Linked DNA regions of Homo sapiens: all the other regions are linked to region 4. A link is a contact called in ENCODE Hi-C data. All regions are on one chromosome and are shown on one strand. Each heading gives the region's core, a stretch centred on a gene start or an enhancer-like site at or near the end of the contact. The rest is flanking DNA. Distances are from core to core; before and after follow the strand shown.

Region 1 (4,872 bases), core at 531-3,030, 3.7 Mb after region 4:
AAATAGGAATAGAAAAGGAAAACCAGGAAAAGAGGTGGTTTTCAACCAAATGAGGATTGGACAAAAAGAAAAAAAGAGAAAGAGAAAGAAAGAAGCGTCACAAACAAATCTGGCATTACTTCGTATTTAAAATCTTATGAAGAGTAAGGAGAATGTTGATGGGTGTGAATGAAATAGTGAGAATCAATTTAAAGAATATTCATTAGGCGCCCTACAGTGTGCCTGAAAATGTAGTGTGCACAGTGTATAAAATAAGAAATTGCTTCCTTAAAGTGGCTTATGTCTGGTTATAAAAATAAGATGAATGCAAAACCAGCTAGCAATGCTAGCTTTATGTAGCTTCACTCTGAGCCAGACATCATGTATTAGAAAACAAGGATAAGTAATAACAGCTCATGTTTAAAAGGGCTATGTGCCAGGTCCTATGCTGACCACTTTTCATAGATTATCTCAATTAATCTTCACATTAATCTTATGAGTAGATACTGTTGTCCCCATTTTTTCCAATGGGTATATTGAGACTTAAAAAGTTAAAATAACTTGCCCATTGTCAAATAACTGACCATGGAATTTGAACCAAAGTCATTTAATTCAAAATGAAGAAATTTAATCACGTAAACTACTGCTTCCCATAATTCTCAGCCTTGAGGAACTCAGTCTATGAAGGAATGATGGGTGCTTAATGACCATTTGTTGTATGAATGAATGACGTTCTTTGTGGCCGCTCATGTTTATTGTTTAGCTTTTTTTTTTTTTTTTTTTGAGATGGAGTTTCGCTCTTGTTGTTCAGGCTGGAGTGCAGTTGCATGATCTAGGCTCACTGCAACCGCTGCCTCTCGGGTTCAAGCAGTTCTCCTGCCTCTGCCTCCCGAGTAGCTGGGACTACAGGCGCACGCCACCACGCCCAGCTAATTTTTGTATTTTTAGTAGAGACGGGGTTTCACCCATGTTGGCCAGGCTGGTCTCGAACTCCTGACCTCAGGTGATCCGCCCGCCTCGGCCTTCCAAAGTGCTGGGATTACAGTCGTTACCACTGCGCCTGACCTAGACTGTTCAGGTTTAAGTTCCTAGGATACAAATATAAAACAGACTAGGGCCGATACTTTGCTGTTTTCAACACAGAAGTGGAAAGCATGATTTTACACTTCTGGAATAATTTAGAGTGACATCTGGTGGTTGCCTGTGAGACAAGAATTGTTGAAGAAACTGAATTTAAAAGCCTATAATAAATAAGACTACCAGACATAAAAAGATAAGAACGATGAATTAAAGTAGTAAAAAGTTTAAAAAACATATCTTAAATCCTCACTAAAGAAAAATTTTAAAAAATGCTAGTTGCAGATTTTCAATCCACTGGACTTTAAAAAGAAACAATAGATTCCTTAATGAGTAGTTGTAACGAAAATTGTAACAGTTAATTGATGGCAGGAAATACGAATTGATTTATACTGGTTTGAAGATTCTGGCTTGAGAGGAAATGCAACTTTACGGGGGAAGAAGACTCAAACGTTACAGGAACAATTTATTCACAAGGCAAAATATCTTCAACGTCTCTCCAAAACTTCAAGGGCATTATGGGTATCTGCCGAGATGGTAAAATGTCCAGTGGGCAGGAAATATTTCACCGGATCTCACTTGCCGGGGAAAAAAGCCAGTGAACGCGACCCACGCAGCTGACTAGATCGTGCGCTCGGCCTCAGATTGGTCGAGCCTGTTTGGGCTGCGGAAAAAGCGGAAGCGCGCTTTTCAAAGTCGTCCCACCATCAATGAAGGCAGGCCACTTCCGGCGTAGCCATGGCGGCTAACGCTACTACCAACCCGTCGCAGCTGCTGCCCTTAGGTAATCGCCGTCCTTTGGGGAGCAGGAACAGGGAGCTGACATTCAGGATTGGGGGCCGAGGGGCTGTTCCGAGGCAGGCCCTGGCCGAGTGTGGGGAAATGTATAAGACCAAATGCGGTTCGACTCTGAGCTCCAAGTCTTCGCGACAGCAGGCCGCACCTGCTCTTTAACGTGGTCGGGCTCCTCCAGGCAAGGACTTTGACTTCTCAAACCAGACCTTCACTGGAAAAGGTCCACATTTAGTGAACGCGTCGTCGGCCTACTTTGTTGTGAGCCCGCCTCTGCAGTGTTATAGGTAGTAGGCCTACTTCTCAGCCTGGCGTTTACGATCCCCAGATTAGATAGACCATGTTATGTATGTGGTTGGTTAGTGACACTAACACCCTGGTCCGGAATGAGCCTTAAATGAGGAATCTGGAAACCAGCTCTGTTTGTTATTTATTCATTCAATAAGTAGTAACTGAGTATCTATACACTAGATACCGTGCCTGGGCATTTTTCAATGATAAACCATAGCCATTGCCTTCAAATAGCACACAAGCCAGTGGAGGAGAGAACACTGGACAAGTAGACATCATGCCACATAATGCTAGGCTAGCTAAAGAGATGTTCAAGCTACCGTCAGAGCACAGAGGATAGACAGAGTTGGGAAAGGGAAGCAGTGACCGGAGAGTTTCCGGTGAATATAATTATACCTATCTCCTCTTATATTTTTGTAGTTGGTGAAGAGTGATTGAACTAGTGGTCGTGGCCGTGATTGAAAAGTTTTCATTCCTTCATGCCACAGACTCTTTTGGAAGGCTCATTATGTGCCAGATGCTGTGCTTGAACTGAGATTTGTATTATAAGACCTAAAGTTATTGAATGAATGTTTTTCCTGGTTTTTCTTTCACTATATGCAAGTAAGAGTGCCAGTAGGCACTCAAATATTTGTTGAAATAATGAATGGTAAAATAATATTTTTTCCCTCCTCAGAGCTTGTGGACAAATGTATAGGATCAAGAATTCACATCGTGATGAAGAGTGATAAGGAAATTGTTGGTACTCTTCTAGGATTTGATGACTTTGTCAGTATCCTTTTAAAAGGTGGTGGTGGTATAGGTTTTTCTTAAGTAATAACATAAGAACTATAGACAATCAGTATATTTGTGATTATTATAATAAAAATCAGTTCATTCTCAGGGAACTTATGATAATGTTTTAAGAGGTATGTATTGAAAGACGGTAAAGTTCCTATCAACAACAAGCATTTTGAATTTGAGCCATTGTATTAAACATTGTAATTAAAACTGAACAGGCGAGCCCAGTGGCTCACGCCTATAATCCCAGCGCTTTGGGAGGGCGAGGTGGGTGGATCGCTTGAGCCCAGGAGTTTGAGACCAGCCTGGGCAAGATGATGAAACCCTGTCTCCACAAAAATTACAAAAATTAGCTGGGCATGGTGATGTACACCTGTGGGTCCAGCTAATCTCCGGGGCTAAGGCAGGAGGATCCTTTAAGCCTAAAAGGTGGAGGCTGCAGTGAGGTGTGATTGTACCACTGCACTTAAGCCTGGATGACAGAGCGAGACTTTGTCTCAAAACAAAAACAAAAACAAAAAACAAAAGCTGAACAAAGGCAGAAGCTAGAGTAAATTCTGTATTTATTTTCTTAACACCAAATTTCAGATATGGTACTGGAAGATGTCACTGAGTTGTGAGTAGTGTTAAAGAATTGGGGGGAATCTCTTCTTAATTAAAGACAGTTTTACTACTTTTGAGTAAAATTATTTATGAGAAAACATTACCTCTTGGTGGAATAACGTTAAAGATAGACGTTTTATCTGTTTGCTTGTAAAATTGGATCAGAGTGTTATTACCTTAATGTAATTATTAGTAAACGCCTAGAATATTAGTGGAGACACAGTTTTAAGGTAGAAGATAACAAAAAGAGCCAGGAATTTTAGGGTTCAGGTCAAATAAAGGAACTGATAGTAAGAGCATTTAGGCTGGACATGGTGGCTCATTCCTGTAATCCTAGCACTTTGGAAGGCCAAAGGAGGAGGATTAAGCCTGGGAGTTTGAGACCAGCCTGGGCAACAAAGGGAGACCCCTGTCTCTATAAAAAATTTAAAAATTAGCTGGTTATAGTAGGGGGCAGCTGTAGTCCTAGCTGCTCTGGAGGGTGAGGATCCCTTGAGCCCAGGAGTTCTAGGCTGCAGTGAACTATGATTGTACCACTGTACTCAGCCTGGGCAACAGAGCAAGACCCTGTCTCTTAAAAAAAAAAAAACCCAAAAAACATTTCATTTCATATTTGATTTCCTGGGCAAGCTTTCACTTCTTTTTATGAAGCTCTGTCTGATAGACGTGGGTCTTAGTGTCAGTGAGTTCATTCTGCTGCTTTTAATGAAGGTTACATTACCTAGTGGATAACCTTTGTATCTGAAAATTGTGGATATAATTGCTCAACCTCAGTGTAATTTGTATACAAGGATAACCTTTTTAGGGAGGGTAAGTATTTCCAAAATGTTGGCTTTGATTTTCACTGTTTGTCCTGACTGTATTTTATCTATTCATTTAGTGAAATCACACCAGAAGGAAGAAGGATTACTAAATTAGATCAGATTTTGCTAAATGGAAATAATATAACAATGGTAAGACACATTGAAACTGTTTTATTTTGATGGGAGCCCATTTTTGGGGAGCAGTGATTACAGAACTAACCTTAATGTTGCTTGCTTGACTAAATGATCATGGCCCAGTGGTGCATAAGATGGGAAAGGGGTTCTCTGTGGTCAGGGTCCTAAAGCTCAGCTATTGAAGAGGCATTGGGTCTAAAGGTTAGTTTGCTTGGAACTTTTAATCGCTGTTGAGATAGTAAGTATTAATTGATGACGTTGGGAATTGTAAATAGATACTGACAATCTGGAGAAAATGGGAACGTGGAGTGCAGGGGACAGGCAAAGGTGGCTTAATGAAGAGCAAGGGGTTTTTAGATGACATGGTGGTAGTGTTATTAATAAACTCTTTTTCCTCTTTATGCAGCTGGTT
Region 2 (4,642 bases), core at 1,997-4,496, 3.1 Mb after region 4:
TATTCCTGAATCTGTATTTGCTGAATCTGTATTGTTGAATTTGAATTGCTTTGGGCAGTATGGTCATTTTGATGACATTAATTCTTCTAATCCTGGAGCATGAGGCGTTTTTTCCATTTGTTTGTGTCATCTATTCTTTCTTTCTTTTTTTCTTTCCTTCTTTCCTTCCCTTTCTTCCATTCTTTTCCTTTTTCTTGAGACAGGGTCTCACTTTTTTTTTTTTTTTTTTTTTTTTTTTGAGACACAGTCTTGCTCTGTTGCCCAGGCTGGAGTGCAGTGGCATGATCTCGGCTCACTGAAAGCTCCACCTCCTGGGTTCATGCCATTCTCCTGCCTCAGCCTCCCGAGTAACTGGGACTACAGGCGCCCGCCACCACGCCCAGCTAATTTTTTGTATTTTTAGTAGTGACGGGGTTTCATCGTGTTAGCCAGGATGTTCTCGATCTCCTGACCTTTTCACCAAGGCTGGAGTCCATAATCATAGCTCACTGCAGCCTCCAACTGCTAGGCTCCAGCAATCCTCCCACCTCAGCCTCCTGAGTAGTTGGGACTACAGGCATGCAGTGTCAGGCCTCTGAGCCCAAGCTAAGCCATCATATACCCTGTGACCTGCAAGTTATATGCCCAGATGGCCTGAAACAAGTGAAGAATCACAAAAGAAGTGAAAATGGCCTGTTCCTGCCTTAACTGATGACATTCCACCACAAAAGAAGTGAAAAATGGTGGGTCCCTGCCTTAACTGATGACATTACCTTGTGAAATTCCTTCTCCTGGCTCATCCTGGCTCAAAAGCTCCCCCAGTGAGCACCTTGCGACCCCCACCCCTGCCTGCCAGAGAACAACCCCCCTTTGACTGTTAACACATTTTCCTTTACCTACCCAAATATTACAAAACGGCCCCACCCCTATCTCCCTTCACTGACTCTCTTTTGGACTCATCCCGCCTGCACCCAGGTGAAATAAACAGCCTTGTTGCTCACACAAAGCCTGTTTGGTGGTCTCTTCACACGGACGAGAGTGAAACGCAGCACCATGCCCAGCTAATTTCTTTGGTTTTTCAGGGATTGTAGAGACAGGGTCTCGCTATGTTGCCGAGACTGGTCTCAAACTTGTGGCCTCAAGCAATCCCCCAACCTTGGGCTTCCAAAGTGCTGAGATTACAGGCACCAGCCACCTCACCTGGCCTGATTTCTTTCATCAGTATTTTGTAGTTCTCCGTGTAGAGATCTGTACTAGTCTGTTTTCAGGCTGCTGATAAAGACATACCCCAGACTGCGCAATTTACAAAAGAAAGAGGTTTAATTGGACTTCCAGTTCCACGTGGCTGGGGAAGCCTCACAATCATAGTGGAAGGCAGGGAGCAAGTCCCATCTTACATGGATGGGAGCAGACAAAGAGAGAATGAGGAAGACGCAAAAGCGAAAACCCTGATAAAACCATCAGATCTCCTGATACTTAAGTCACTACCACGAAAACAGTATGGAAGAAAACACCCCAATGATTCAATTATCTCCCACCAGGTCCCTCCCACAACACATGGGAATTATGGGAGTATAATTCAAAATAAGATGTGGGTGAGGATACAGGGTCAAACCATATCAAGATCTTCCATGTCTTTCAACAAGAATAATTAATATGTTAATTCACATAGAAGCTGAAATAGTCTCCAAACATGGCCAACCCTCTTAGATTCAGAAACACAAGGTTTACACTTATAAAAAACATATGGACCCCTTTCCTCCTGGAAATTTACTACCAGGGTTTGTAGTCTAATTGACTATACTCCTACAGCTTTAACATCTCATATAGATGATAATCAGACCTATGATATAGTATAACTAGTTAAAATAGAAATCATATTTCAGAGTACCCACATTCTTCCCATGTGCAGTTGACGGGCCATATTACAAAAACAAAATTTGGAACTCCATTTCTGTTTTAGATTGTCCACAGCTTCAAGACGAATGTTATCGTCTACAAAATGTTTAAAATCCTGAAATTATAGAAACGTGGCTTTAGTCTCTACCCATTCAAAATAATATGTAATATATGGAAAATGTTTTTGTTGAGGAAGAAAGATAAATGAGACTGTGACCATCTTAGGCCTCACAATCAGACAACATTTAAGTCATATTGGTATTTGGTGCAAAACTGGATTCATAAAAAATTACTTTGGCGACAAAATGACACAGTAGTCTAGATATTGATACTCAAATATTCTGGGTATTAAAACTCAGTCTTCTTCAGGTTATACTCCCAGCTAACTTACTTTGGGACACGTTCTCGGTCTATACTGAGTCTGTGTTCCCAGGCTTAAGTCCTCAAACTTGGCCGAGTAATAAAACTAACCATGATTTCTTTAAGTTTTAGTACCTGTTATTTCACCTTTCGGTCGACAAATCGTTTTTCTCATGTTCCTCTGTCTTACATCAATTTAATTTGTAGACCAGCCAAATGACCTAAAAGGCTAGAAGGAAACAATTTTTCCTCCCCTACAACTATTTCCTCTAGTCCTCCGGCTGAAAGTTGTTCCACGTCCTGGGCAGAGAGAGCCCCACCAGGCAGCACCACCAGCTCCACAGAGTTGGAGCGATTCCCCCAAGAAGCTCCCCTGCGCCCCTCCTCACCCCCAGAGACCAGCAGAAGAAATGGCATCTATCCCTTGGAAGACACTAGGCAGGAGAGAACAACTGCAAGCCCTTCTGCTCACACAGAAAAAAGGATGGCGGAGGTGGCGAATGGGATGTAGCAGAAACCCCGCGGCTGCGGCGGAAGGGACACCGCCCCTCTCCAGCCTAACTCTGAGCCATCTTCCCCCTGTTGTTATAGCACTTAGAACGGACGCCACTGCGCAGGTCACACCGTGCCGCGCAGCCTTCTGGGGGTCGGAGTCCAGAGGGGCTGAGGCGCGAAGGCGGAGACCGACTTCTTAGCGGGCCGCAGTTGGAATTAGATTTCTACTGGGGCGGGGCTCGAGCGAACCACGGCCTAATCCTCATTAGCAGAGAAGGATAATTACCGCAATACTCTGCCCTGCCCTGACAGCAGCTCGTGAGACCCTGAGTCTGCTGAAGGCCGCCTCCAGCCTGGGCTCCGGGCACAGGCCACACCCCTCCCGCCGCGTCCTGGCCTCTCCCATCGATGGCGTGTGGGTGGGGCTTCGTGGGGGCGGAGCTGCGCGGGGCGGGGCGTCGCTGCGCGGGGCGGGGCGTCGCGGGCTCGTCCGTGATGCTCTGGGATCCCGCGCTTCCGAGACTCGCAGTCTACGCGAGCTGCCTGTTTTTTTCCTGCTTGGACGCGCATGAGGGCCCCGTCCATGGACCGCGCGGCCGTGGCGAGGGTGGGCGCGGTAGCGAGCGCCAGCGTGTGCGCCCTGGTGGCGGGGGTGGTGCTGGCTCAGTACATATTCACCTTGAAGAGGAAGACGGGGCGGAAGACCAAGATCATCGAGATGGTGAGTGTGGAGGCTCGGCGCGCCCAGAGCACGCGAGGGGCCGGCTGGGCCGTCCGCTGGCCTCGGCAGCCTGTGCTGGGCCGCTGTTCGGTCGCGACGGGGAGCTGCCGGCGTCGCCTGTCAGGCTGGGATCTCGCTAGCTCGGGACGCGCAGCTTGGGGGACCCGGCCGCCCCGCGTGCGGCCACTCCGCGGGCTTGGTGACCAGGGTTGGGTCCCCGGCTGCGGCCCTTGGCTGCCCGTGGTCTTTGTTAGGTTTCCGTTTGAAGGAACAAGGCAGAAAATAGATGAATCGGACACAGGCTACTTTGTGCTGCAAAACCCGTTTCTCTAGAGATAAGCTGCATGTCCTGGGCAGGTGGCTCCTTCTCTCCCTGCCTTGCTCCCGCCCTCCCCCCGGATCCGCGTCAAACCGTTGCCGCTAATCTAGTTGCAATTCCCGCAGAGGACTAGTTTTATGTTGGGGCTGCCGTGAGTTAGATTATGAAAATGTGCAATATCTAAAATTTTACAAGAATGGCAATCCAGGAGAAATTCAGGATAGTTTATTTTGTATTTGAATGTATTCCTTCTTGTCTCAAAACTCCCACGAAATATCTTTGTTTTCATCTTAACTCCCAAAGCTCTTGTATACATTTTCGAATTTAATTTTTTATTGAAGAGGGTGTCTCAAGAATTCCCTTTGAGATACATTATAAGTAATTGTTTCAAAAATGAGGATATTTAGTTTCGTTTTGTATTTTAATTAGAACCCACTCAGGAAGACAATTCTTGCACAAACTTGCACGCTTATGTATTTCCTGAAATGCATAATCCTGGGTATACGCCTGACCGTGTGCTATACATGTGAACATCTAGGGTCAGATGATTTATGATAGAAAAAAATTTAAAATCTACACTAAATAATATCATTTTAGGGTGTAATACTTGGAATTTCTGAGCACCTGCAATATGTTCCAACTGACGAAAGACACGATTTGTCCTATTGGTTGTACTGACCCCAGGTTGAATACAGATGTATTTGCATAATTAAAATTAGCCAGTGTCCCAGCTATTTGGGAGGCTGAGAGGAAGATCACTGGAGTCTGGGAGTTCAAGGTTATAATCACACCTGTGGATAGCTACTGCACTCCAGCCTGGGAAACATAGCGAGACCCTGTCTCTTAAAAAAAAAAGTTAATTCCCACTT
Region 3 (4,970 bases), core at 1,843-4,342, 3.0 Mb after region 4:
AACCTGGCTTTTGGGTTACAAAATAAACAAAAAGTGTTTTAAATAACAAAAAATAAAATATGTATACAATGTTTTTTTAATTCAGTTTAGTTAACTGTCTTGAATAAGGAACCGAGGTTTGCATTTTATCCCCTTTTCATTCAGTGTTGATTTCCAGTTGCTCACTGATTTGTCTTTAAGTAATTGGAAAATAAAAACCAGGTTTTTAATGACTTCGCCTTAAAGGAAAGTATCTACTAATCATTTACTAAAGCCAGTCAGGATTCTAAATGCTTTGCAAGCATTCTATTTTGATATTCATAACAAAACTACAAAGTAAATTGTAGATACTATTATTCAGGTATCCTTGAATACAGAGAAGTTAAGAAATCCGTGCCAGTGGTCTCACTAGTTAAGTGATGTGCGGTACCTAAACCCAGACTGTCTACTCCAGAACCCTAAACAAACGGCCTATGCACACGCCCCTCCATGTAGACTATAAAAGCAATAGCTCTATTCACACTAATTCTAAACACTACAAGTTCAAACTACAGGCAAGTATGTCATAAATTTGATTAAATTGTTAAAGGATGATTAGAAGACAATAATTTGAAGGTTGTAACAGGTGCAGTCCTATAAACAGGCATAACAGATTAGTTTCTAATGCCTTATTAGAATAATAAATGGGAGATAATCTCCTTATCCCCTAAACTCCAGAAATTCTCTTCTATACTCTTCACTTGACACTTTTTTGTTTTGAATACTTTTTTTTCTACAACAAGTTTACTCAGATTTAGGTTTCATTTAAGAGGTGGCTGACCTTTTTTTGCTGACCTTCTGAATTTAATTTGCTATTGTTCTTTTTTTAATATTTTAAAAAGTTTTAATAATTTTTATTTTTTCTGCCATGCTCGGCAAAGACGAGGTCTCACTATGTTGCCCAGGCTGGTCTTGAACACCTCATTGACCTAGTCCTACAATATGATCAGCTGTGAAAACAATAACCCCAAAGAATGCTGTGGAAAAAACATACAGGTTTGAAGGTCAGTTCTGGAAACAGACCTTGCAGCTGTTGTTCATTTTCAGAGCTTTGCTTTCTCCAGGTTATGCCAGTGTCACACCAAATTTAAGAAAGTAGAAATCAGGTCTTCCAGTCAAAGAAAGATGACAAATGCATGTAGTGTTCAAAAGAAGTATACTGCTTTTGAAGGCAATAATACAAGGGCTCACTGTTGGAATTTTCAACAAAAGACTCAAAGGGCAAAATAACACAAAATTTGGAGTAGGACAGCTCTGGGTGCACTTTCTGACCACGTTACACTACATGATCTTAAACAAGTCCCTTATCCTCTAGTATCTCAATTGTTCTAGGGTGGAGGAGGATAAAATGGCTCAACCCATAGCAAGTACTCAATAGATGTCAGTAATAACCCAACAGTAGAAACAGTGCTAGTAGGAGAGACAGTGGTAGTAGTGGTAGTTGAAAGAGACGGTGGTAGTGTGTTCTGTGCAAGACACAATTACGAATGCCAAACTCACCCTCTGGACCGAAATTTTAAATGGGACTCACAAAGACTGATAGTAATCACTAATGGAAATGTTATTAACCAGCAGGGATGTTTTATAATAATTTCATGTATTTTAATAATTTTCAAAAATATTTCAAAGTATTCTAAAGCGTAAGACTTACTACATCCCTCAAAAGGTGTAAAAGTTTTAAAATTACTATATATACTATTGCTGTTGGATTTTTTCCCTTCAGTGAGCATTTCTATCAAGAAGTTGTACCATAAATATAAGTGTATAGTTGTAATTTAACCACGACAATTACACACAAGGAAAAATCCCTTAAACTCTGACAAATAACTTGTAACTTATTTTCAAAATAAAGTTTTTTAAAATTCTTCTTTAAAAACTTCTGGGTTTTCTAGTTTTTTTTTTAATTCTTCCGTATATTCATGAAAAAAATCTCAGTAATTGTTTTCTTTATAAAATGCTAATAAGTTAGAAAATCTTTCTCTGAATGCTGGCCAACTTAAGACCCATAGCTTATCCTGCAGCATCTTTCAAGTTGTTTATCAATGAGGACATGTAAGATGTGTATACCTGTAAGATACGGTTTCATTTTTAAAGTAAAAGTGAGATACCCAAAAAAATACATTTCTCCAGGAAATTGAAGTCAAAGGCAGGATTTGACTGGCAGGAGGTGCTGATAAAATCAGCGCAGCTCATCTAAACTGTTGTGGTCTCCAAGTAACAAGAGGAGAAACAATAATCCTATTACTAGAAGGATTGGGGGTATTAGTACATGCATCCTACTTCAGTCGTAGGCTGGGAACTGCTTTGCCCATTTACTCACAGACCTGTTGAAGTGTCTCAGGAGGATGCTCATGCTCCAAGTGACATTCCTCAATGGAATCCTTAAAAATTCTCATCCCTTTTTTCTCAAAAGTACTCACAGAATCTCATACACTTTGTGCTCCTAGTGTTTGTTTATTTCAGTGCAAACATCTAAGAAATCAATCACCTTACAGACTCCAAACCATTATACTGCATTAGAGAATCTTGTTCACAAAATAAAACATGGAAAGGGTATTCATGTACCCGAAGTTTAACAACAGACATACCATCTTACCTGATGCCACGTCAGATGAGCTCTGCCCCACCTTTCTGCGAACCCTCGTTCGGCAAATTTTGCTTTATGAACGCCTGACAAGGTCCCAGTGATGGAGCAGAGGGAGCAAGAACGGACGGTGCAGAGAAAAGCAACCTTTAGCTTCACTATTCCCTCTCGTCCTCCAGCTGAAAGTTGTTCCACGTCCCGGGCAAAGAGAGAGCCCCACCAGGCAGCACCACCAGCTCCACAGAGTTGGAGTGATTCCCCCAAGAAGCTCCCCTGCGCCCCCCGTCACCCCCAGAGACCAGCAGAGGAAACGGCATCTATCCCTTGGAAGACACTAGGCAGGCGAGAACAAATGCAAGTCCTGCTGCTCACACCGAGGAGGAAAGGATGGAGGAGGCGGTGAATGGGATGTAGCAGAAACCCGACGGCCGCAGCGGAAGGGACACCTCCCCTCTCCAGCCTAACTCTGAGCCATCTTCGCCCTGTTGTCATAGCACTTACAACGGACGCCACTGCGCAGGTCACGCCGTGCCGCGCCGACTTCTGGGGGCTGGAGTCCAGAGAGGCTGAGGCGCAAAGGCGGGGACCGACTTCTGAGAGGGCCGCGGTTGGAATTAGATTGCTACTGGGGCGGGGCTCGAGTGAACCACGGCCTGGTCCTCATTAGCAGAGAGTGATAATTACTGCAATCCTCTGCCCTGTCCTGGCAGCAGTTCCTTAAGGAAGACCCTCCTCCTGCCTGGGCTCCGGGGGCAGGCCACGCCCCCCCGGCCGCGTGACCGCCCTCTCCCCTCGGTGCGTGTGGGTGGGGCCTAGTGGGGGCGGGGCGTCACTGGCTTGTCCATGGTGCTCTGGGATCCTGCGCTTCTGAGAGTCCCAATCGCGGTGTTTTTTTCCTGCCGGGACACTCATGAGGGCCCCGTCCATGCACCGCGCGACCGTGGCGAGGGTGGTCGCGGTAGCGAGCGCCAGCGTGTGCGCCCTGGTGGCGGGGGTGGTGCTGGCCCAGTACATATTCACCTTGGAGAAGAAGGCGAGGCGGAAGACCAAGATCATCGAGATGATGAAGCTTTTGAACAGTTTCCAGTTTTTCCTTTTTTTACTATTTGAAACAGCGCTGCTTTGAAGTTACTTGTGCCTGCGTCCTGATACACATGTGTTAAATATATTTTCCGTATATACCTTAGAGTGCATTTCCTGGTATATGGGATTGGATCTATGTCTTCTTTTGTTTTTTACTTATTTTTTTTTAATCTTTACATTCAAATTCAATGTAGCCAACCTTGAAGTTTTTCTTGTTTGCTTTTTTCAATGGATTCTAGTGTAGGCTTTAAATTTCCAGTATTTCACCATCAATCCACAAATCCACATTCCCAGTAGAAAATACCATTCTAGTTTTAGTTTTTTGGGTTTTGGGTTTTTTTTTTTTTTTTAACTGAGACTGGGTCTCCCTGACAGGGTCGCCTAGACTGGAGTGCAGTGACAGGATCACTGCTCACTGAAGCACTGAAGCCTCAGCCTCCCGGGCTCAAACGATTCTCCCACCTTAGCCTTCCTAGTAAGCTGGGACTACAGGCACAGACCACCACACCTGGCTAATTTTTGTATTTTTTGTAGAGATGGAGTTTCGCCATGTCCAGGTTGCTCTCGAACTCCTGGGTTCAAACGATCCACCCACCTCAGTCCCCCAAAGTGCTGGGATTGCTGGCGTGAGCCACCGCGTCCGGCCTCAATATTTTTAAAAATGACCTTTCAGTCAAAGCCTTGGTAATATAACCAGTTTCCAATTGTATTCTGCTATACAGAGAGAGCAGATTTTTATTAGACTTATTGAAATGACCATATTACCATAAGAAGACTCACAAATGGTTTTCTAATTATGGAGGAATCAAGTAAAGAGAAAAAAAGTTTTTATCTTTTTTTACACAAGTATACTCTATCAAATTGCTGTAAATTATAAATAGCTTAAAAGACAAGATTTTCTTAAATCTGGAAAAAACTATTTGAGTAAAGAACCAACAACATTTGAAATAATATCATAAAAACATTGTCTTCATTAGTTAAACTCACGTAATTAATTCTTGTTCTGCCTGATCTTGATTAATAGTTTCATGAACCCACTTTTTTATTACAGTTCTGGAAATTGTTATATTGTCCATTGATCTTCAAGTTGTTAGAAACCCAAATCTAAGAGTATATTTTAGGGCCAGGCACAATGGTTCATGCCGGTAATCCCAGCAATTTGGGAGGCCAAGGCGGGAGGATCATTTGAGGCCAGGAGTTGGAGAAAAGCCTGGCCAATATAGTGAAACCCCATCTCTACTAAAAATACAAAAAATTAACCCAGCGTGGTAGCGCATGCCTGTAA
Region 4 (5,075 bases), core at 1,881-4,380:
GGAGAGCATTCAAGGGCTCCCCAGTCCAGTTCCCTGACCCAGTGTGGAGTCCCTCTCTCAGTGATGAGAGCATGCCACTGGGTCAGTGCCAAGGAAACGTTGTGACCTGCTTTTCTCCTCACTAATTTTCCTGGTGATCTGCCATCATGCACTGTGATTTCCCGCTGAGAGTTCACTTCGTGTCACCAAACTGCTGCCCCCCCGCCGCCAGCCTCACCAACAACTCAGTGCAAAGGAAATCAACGAGTAGCCACAAACACTGCACCCCTGGTGGGTGGCAGGGCAAAACGCCTCAAGTCCAGGATCACAGCTCTTATGACCTGGAAGGGACCATCACAAATATTTCTTTCTTTCCCACACCTGATTACATTATACAGTTTGCTATTTTACTAACAGCAGGAGTTACTGCCAAAATAATATTGTTTTTGTTTATGACGAGGCTAACAGAAATTCCTACAGAGAGCAGTATTGTGAATAACATAAACGCTCTGTGGTAACGGCCTATCCTACTGGACTCTTTTCTTTGGTTTAAATGGGGAAAATCCGGCCAATTTTCACACACACACGTCAGCTTGCTTTTTTCTGGCTATGGCACAGAAAAGGTTACACACATTTTGGGCTACAATTTTAGGGCTGAAAACCAACTCCAGGTTAAATAAGGAAAAAGAATGGAGAGTGATTCATTCATAGCATTTTGGTAAATATAGACACTTGTATGTGTTTGCAAATACTTGGCCTTTAAGATGATTTTGTGTGCACAAATAGGCATATTTGATGGAACAAATATGATTTTCCCTCCCATTAATAAACAAAATCCAATGAGCTCTTTCTCACATGCGAAACTGCACCAGTTCCCATGCTCTGAGTGCCTGACTTGGTGTAGACCCAGCATCCTCCAAAGCAGTAACAAAAACACAACCTCTGCTTACCCCAAAATTATGAATCAGTCTCAGATATCTCACACTCAAGACATGGGTCACAAGCCCAGCTGTATTCAGAAAATTCTGGAGCAGAAGGACAGCCCATTCTCAGGTGACGGTATTGGCTGAGGCTTCAAGAACATTGATTAAAAACTCTTGCACCCTCCCTACCCGCAAAAGAATCCATTCATTTGCATCCATAGATGAGGTCACGCACAAGTTGCCTTCACACCCAACACCCATGGTGGTTCCTGTCCTCACCTGTTTTCCAGGAGTGTCATGCACACCACCTCTCGCACCCCGGGGTTGTTGGCCTTCTCCACGGAACAGCCCTGCAAGTTCCAGGTGGCCAGCCTCAGCACAGGCCTCCCATCCCTTGTGCCTCCAAAGGCCTCCACGGACGGCCGAGTGGAGATAATCTGGGTGGGCCCCCCTGGCGGCAGGTCCAGGTCCTCACTCTGCAGGCTCAGGGAAGTGGGGCTCGGGTGAGGCTTGGCGGTGAAGGTCAGTCCCCCGTTCGTGTGGGTGGATGGGGGCCTGGACCTCTCAGCAAACACCTGGTGCCGGATCCTGTCCAGGAAGGCGGCATTGATACCATCCATCCTCACTAGGTCCTCAACGCTGCGAAAGGGCCCATGCTCACGGCGGAAGTCCACGATGCTGAGGGCCATTTTCTCCGAGAGGCCTCGCACGCTCATGAGCTGGGCCGGGGTGGCTGTGTTGATGTTAACACGTGGGGTGAGGGGCACAGCTGTGGCCAGGTGGTGAGGCTGCTGCTCCGCTAGCAGGTCCCGCCGCAGGGAACTGGGAGAGTGCTGCGCTGAGCTGCCCTTGCTGCTCACACAGATCTCAAACTTGACCTGCTCCAGCTTGGTGGCGCCTACACCACTGACCAATGCCAGGTCCTCCACCTTCTTGAAGCCACCGATATACTCTCGGTACTCCACGATGCTGCGTGCCACGGCACGCGTCACCCCAGGCAGGGTCATCAGCTCCTCCTCCGTGGCAGTGTTGATGTTGAGCCGCTCCTGATTCACTAGAATGTTGCTGAAGTTACAGGCTGCGCTGAACTTGCGGCTATGGGACAGGTCCGAGGGGTCCCTGGGGATGGAGCGGTGGCAGCCCAGGGTGCTCCCCATGGTCCGCCAGGATCAGGCTCCCGGGAAGGCCGCACCACTGCAGAAGAGCTCTCTGGCTAGGGAGGAAGCCCAGTAGGCCGTACAAGCACAGAAAAACGGAAGGTGCAGGATTCAGGGACTGAAGAGGTTACTATAGACAAACACCGAATCTTCCATGCCTGGCGTGTCCAAAATTACCTTTCACTTGGCCGCCTAGAAAATAAATCAATAAACATAGAAACCCATTGAATTAAGAAATTTGCATTAGCACCCCCTACCTAGTGCTAGAGTTAGTAACCAGGAGTCGGGGACTGGTGGCTGCCCGTGAACCCCTAAAAACGCAGGCACAATGAGGCTAGGCCCATGTGGATTCTCCTCTAGGGACGTCCGGGTTTTATCACACTGGAGTCCAAAAAGGCTACGAGCCGCTTCTCTTGGGAAGAGACCTATCCCCATCAGCCTCATGCCTCTCCTCCAGGCCTCTCTCAACTCTGACACTTGGGTCACCCACACTTGGGCTCGCGCAGACGGGGTGGCCACTCCACCTCCCCCACGCTCCGCATCTGACACAGCGCTACCTGCAACCTGGGAAGTCCGTGCTCCCCGGAGCGGGCACTGAGAAGGGGCTTATCGACCCCCCACCCGACCTGCCGCGGGTCCCCGCGCCCCACCTCTCGGCCGCTCTGCGGGGCGCCGGTTCCTCTTCCACCTGCGGCTCGGAAGCCTGAGCCCAGCCCGGGACAGCACGGGCCCCCTGCCTCCAGCCTAGGCGTCCGCGCGGGTGTGGGTCACTGGTCAGGCCCTGGAAGCCGACTACGCCGCTTCGGTCTGCGTGTCCCGGCTCTTTCTATGGGAGAAACTTAGCATCGCTCTCCCAGAGTGAATAGAAGCCGCAGGGCTGCTCGGAGGCGGCGGCAGCGGCGGCGAAACCCGCCGCCGAGGCTGCACCGGGGCTTGCGGCGGCGCCGCCGCAGTTGCGTTTACCCCGGCAAAAAGTCCTGCGCCCAACTCGGGCGGGGATCCGCCAGAGCCAGTCCAGACCCAGCACCAGCCGCACGGCTCCCGCTCGCAGTCGGTGTCAAAGCCAAAGTCCCGGCCGCGCCGCGCCGCGCCGCTCGCGCCTCCGCAGGCACCGCGGCCACGCCTCCTCCGCGCGGCAACTCCTCCCCGGGACTCCCGAGGGCACGTGGGGGAGGGGCCCTGGCGCGGGGCGAGGCCTGGCACCAGTGGGTGGAGAGAGGAACCCGAGAGCGCAAGGGCGGGCCTGGAGTGGGAGAGGCGGGGCCATGGAAGAGGGGGCGGCATCAAGGCTCAAGAGGGTGGAGAACGAACCAGAGAGCGCGAGGGGAGGCCCTGGCGTGCGAGAGGAGGAGCCATGGGTGTGGGGGCGTGGCCTGGCACAAATGGGTGGAGAGCAGAACCCTGGAGCGCGTGGGGCGGGCCTGGAGTGCGAGAGGCGGGGTCATAGAGTGTGGGAGCGGGGCCAGGGCGCGATGGGGTAGGAAAAGCGGGGGCGGGGCCATGAGCGCGGGGGTAGGCCCCGGGAGCGCAGAGGCGGGACTTAGGGGGCTTAAGGGGCGGAGCCGGCGCCGTGCCGGCGAGGGCGGGTCACAGGGAGGCTGTCCTAAGTCAGCTGCCCCCGGACCATGGTTGCCGCCCGGGGCCTAGGACTGGTTGTGCCTGGTAGAGGCTGTTTAGGATTGCCCGAGGCGAGATCTGCTCAGCTGCTTTTCGTCTGTCTTTGAGGTGTGGGGATGAAGGCCGGGGCAGTCCCTGAGAGTGCATCGCTGTAGGTCCAGGGTCTCACGGAATTTTGCAGAACGTTCCAGAGGAGACTGAATGGGATCGTCTTAATTTCTGTCCCCACTTTCGGCCTTTTCTTTTCTTCCACCAGTGTATTACCTTTGCTCCGCTCAGAGAGATGTCCTCTAATAACGCCAGCGACGCATTGTGCTCCTAGCAGAGGGCACGCACCACCCTCCTGTGTGTTCGCATAGGTCAAATACAGGTTTGCTCCTTTGCACATTTAGCGCTGTGAGTAAACAAGGATAAGTTTTTGTAATATTAAGTCTAATCATTACGAAGGAGGGAAATGGGGGCTGCTTCCCAAAACCCAGAAGAGTTTTTGCATCACACTGCTAAATGACAATTTGGTTAAAGATTAAAGAGCCCTCTGCATTATAGTGGATACCTAGAGCTAGAGTATTCGATTAAGCAAATCATGCGGTGATATCGTTGAATACTTTGACCCTGGACGTTTAGTGTTCTCTGAAGTTTCATCCCCAACCAATGTGACCAGTGCATCTGGTTTCAATTCCAAGGACTGGGTCAGCAAAAATAGTACCTCTCACAGGCGGAAGGTACTTTGGTTGTAAAATTAGCGGCAGCCCAAGTTTGGAAAATGCTACTGCCTTTCTGAGGCACATTCCCCTGCTATGTATATTGGTCAGAAAACCAAGTCAAACTAGCTTAGACCAAAAAAAAAAAAAAAAAGGTCGGGGGGAAATTTTTGGTTCCTTGTTGAAAAGTTAAGGTAAGGAATCTTACCTCAAGTCTGGTTGCATCCGACCCAAGTGATGATGGGGTCATTAGGACATGGCAGGACTGCCTCCATCTCTGGCTCCACGGTTCTCTTTATTGGCTTTATTTTTAGGCAAGCTATTTGCACTTGATCGCAAAAATGCCTTGCTACCTACCATCATCTCCCACCCAAACACTGGGCTACATTATGCCACGCACTGAAATCCTGGTGCGGTAAGGAAAAAACAGTTTAAGACAAGCAGGAAAACAGAGAAAACTCTTCGTTGAGCAGAATGCCTTGATGCGCAACGTGGCTGTGGAAGCACAGCCGTGGAGCGTGGCTACTTGGGCTGGAAGCAGAGAAAACATATTTTATCATACAAACCAGGACACTCTGGAGGTGAAGAGAGGACTCTATTAATAATATCCTAGAACAACAGAAATAATCTGGTTTTATTCCCCATAAACCTAGCAAATGCTCCCCTTGGTATAAATGAAACCAAGCGTTGGCCAAACC

What was found. A loop is a pair of places that touch in the nucleus more often than their neighbours do. Pooled maps may share reads with other maps.
Region 1: a loop to region 4 is called in a map of B cell, with 34 times the contacts of the local background. The contact joins the promoter of LSM5 here to the promoter of EEPD1 in region 4. A Hi-C loop is called at or near these places in 6 of 168 maps with a recorded cell type or tissue (B cell, CD4-positive, alpha-beta T cell, CD4-positive, alpha-beta memory T cell and 2 more), 2 of 37 single-sample maps with no recorded cell type and 14 of 50 pooled maps.
Region 2: a map of naive thymus-derived CD4-positive, alpha-beta T cell shows a loop between it and region 4 (14-fold over the local background). The contact joins the promoter of NT5C3A here to the promoter of EEPD1 in region 4. A Hi-C loop is called at or near these places in 1 of 168 maps with a recorded cell type or tissue (naive thymus-derived CD4-positive, alpha-beta T cell), 1 of 37 single-sample maps with no recorded cell type and 8 of 50 pooled maps.
Region 3: a map of CD8-positive, alpha-beta T cell shows a loop between it and region 4 (27-fold over the local background). The contact joins the promoter of BBS9 here to the promoter of EEPD1 in region 4. A Hi-C loop is called at or near these places in 2 of 168 maps with a recorded cell type or tissue (both CD8-positive, alpha-beta T cell), 1 of 37 single-sample maps with no recorded cell type and 7 of 50 pooled maps.

The regions. Positions count from the first base shown.
Region 1 is chr7:32,487,288-32,492,159 of GRCh38, reverse strand. LSM5 (LSM5 homolog, U6 small nuclear RNA and mRNA degradation associated) reads left to right here and starts at 1,780. Exons shown (of 5, transcript NM_012322.3): 1 at 1,780-1,840; 2 at 2,816-2,911; 3 at 3,508-3,535; 4 at 4,403-4,475; 5 at 4,867-4,872. The coding sequence starts at 1,795. RefSeq lists an enhancer at 1,828-1,877.
Region 2 is chr7:33,061,380-33,066,021 of GRCh38, reverse strand. It overlaps NT5C3A (5'-nucleotidase, cytosolic IIIA), which reads left to right and starts at 3,246. Exons shown (of 9, transcript NM_001002010.5): 1 at 3,246-3,454. The coding sequence starts at 3,317. LOC124901610 (a long non-coding RNA gene) reads right to left here and starts at 2,837. Exons shown (of 4, transcript XR_007060279.1): 1 at 2,374-2,837; 2 at 1,875-1,993. RefSeq lists an enhancer at 2,732-2,891 and silencers at 3,132-3,251, 3,552-3,611.
Region 3 is chr7:33,127,686-33,132,655 of GRCh38, reverse strand. BBS9 (Bardet-Biedl syndrome 9) reads right to left here and starts at 3,092. Exons shown (of 23, transcript NM_198428.3): 1 at 2,615-3,092. RefSeq lists enhancers at 3,030-3,139, 3,630-3,679 and a silencer at 3,190-3,489.
Region 4 is chr7:36,151,309-36,156,383 of GRCh38, reverse strand. It overlaps EEPD1 (endonuclease/exonuclease/phosphatase family domain containing 1), which reads right to left and starts at 3,130. Exons shown (of 8, transcript NM_030636.3): 1 at 2,710-3,130; 2 at 1,182-2,251. The coding sequence starts at 2,059. RefSeq lists a silencer at 2,999-3,718.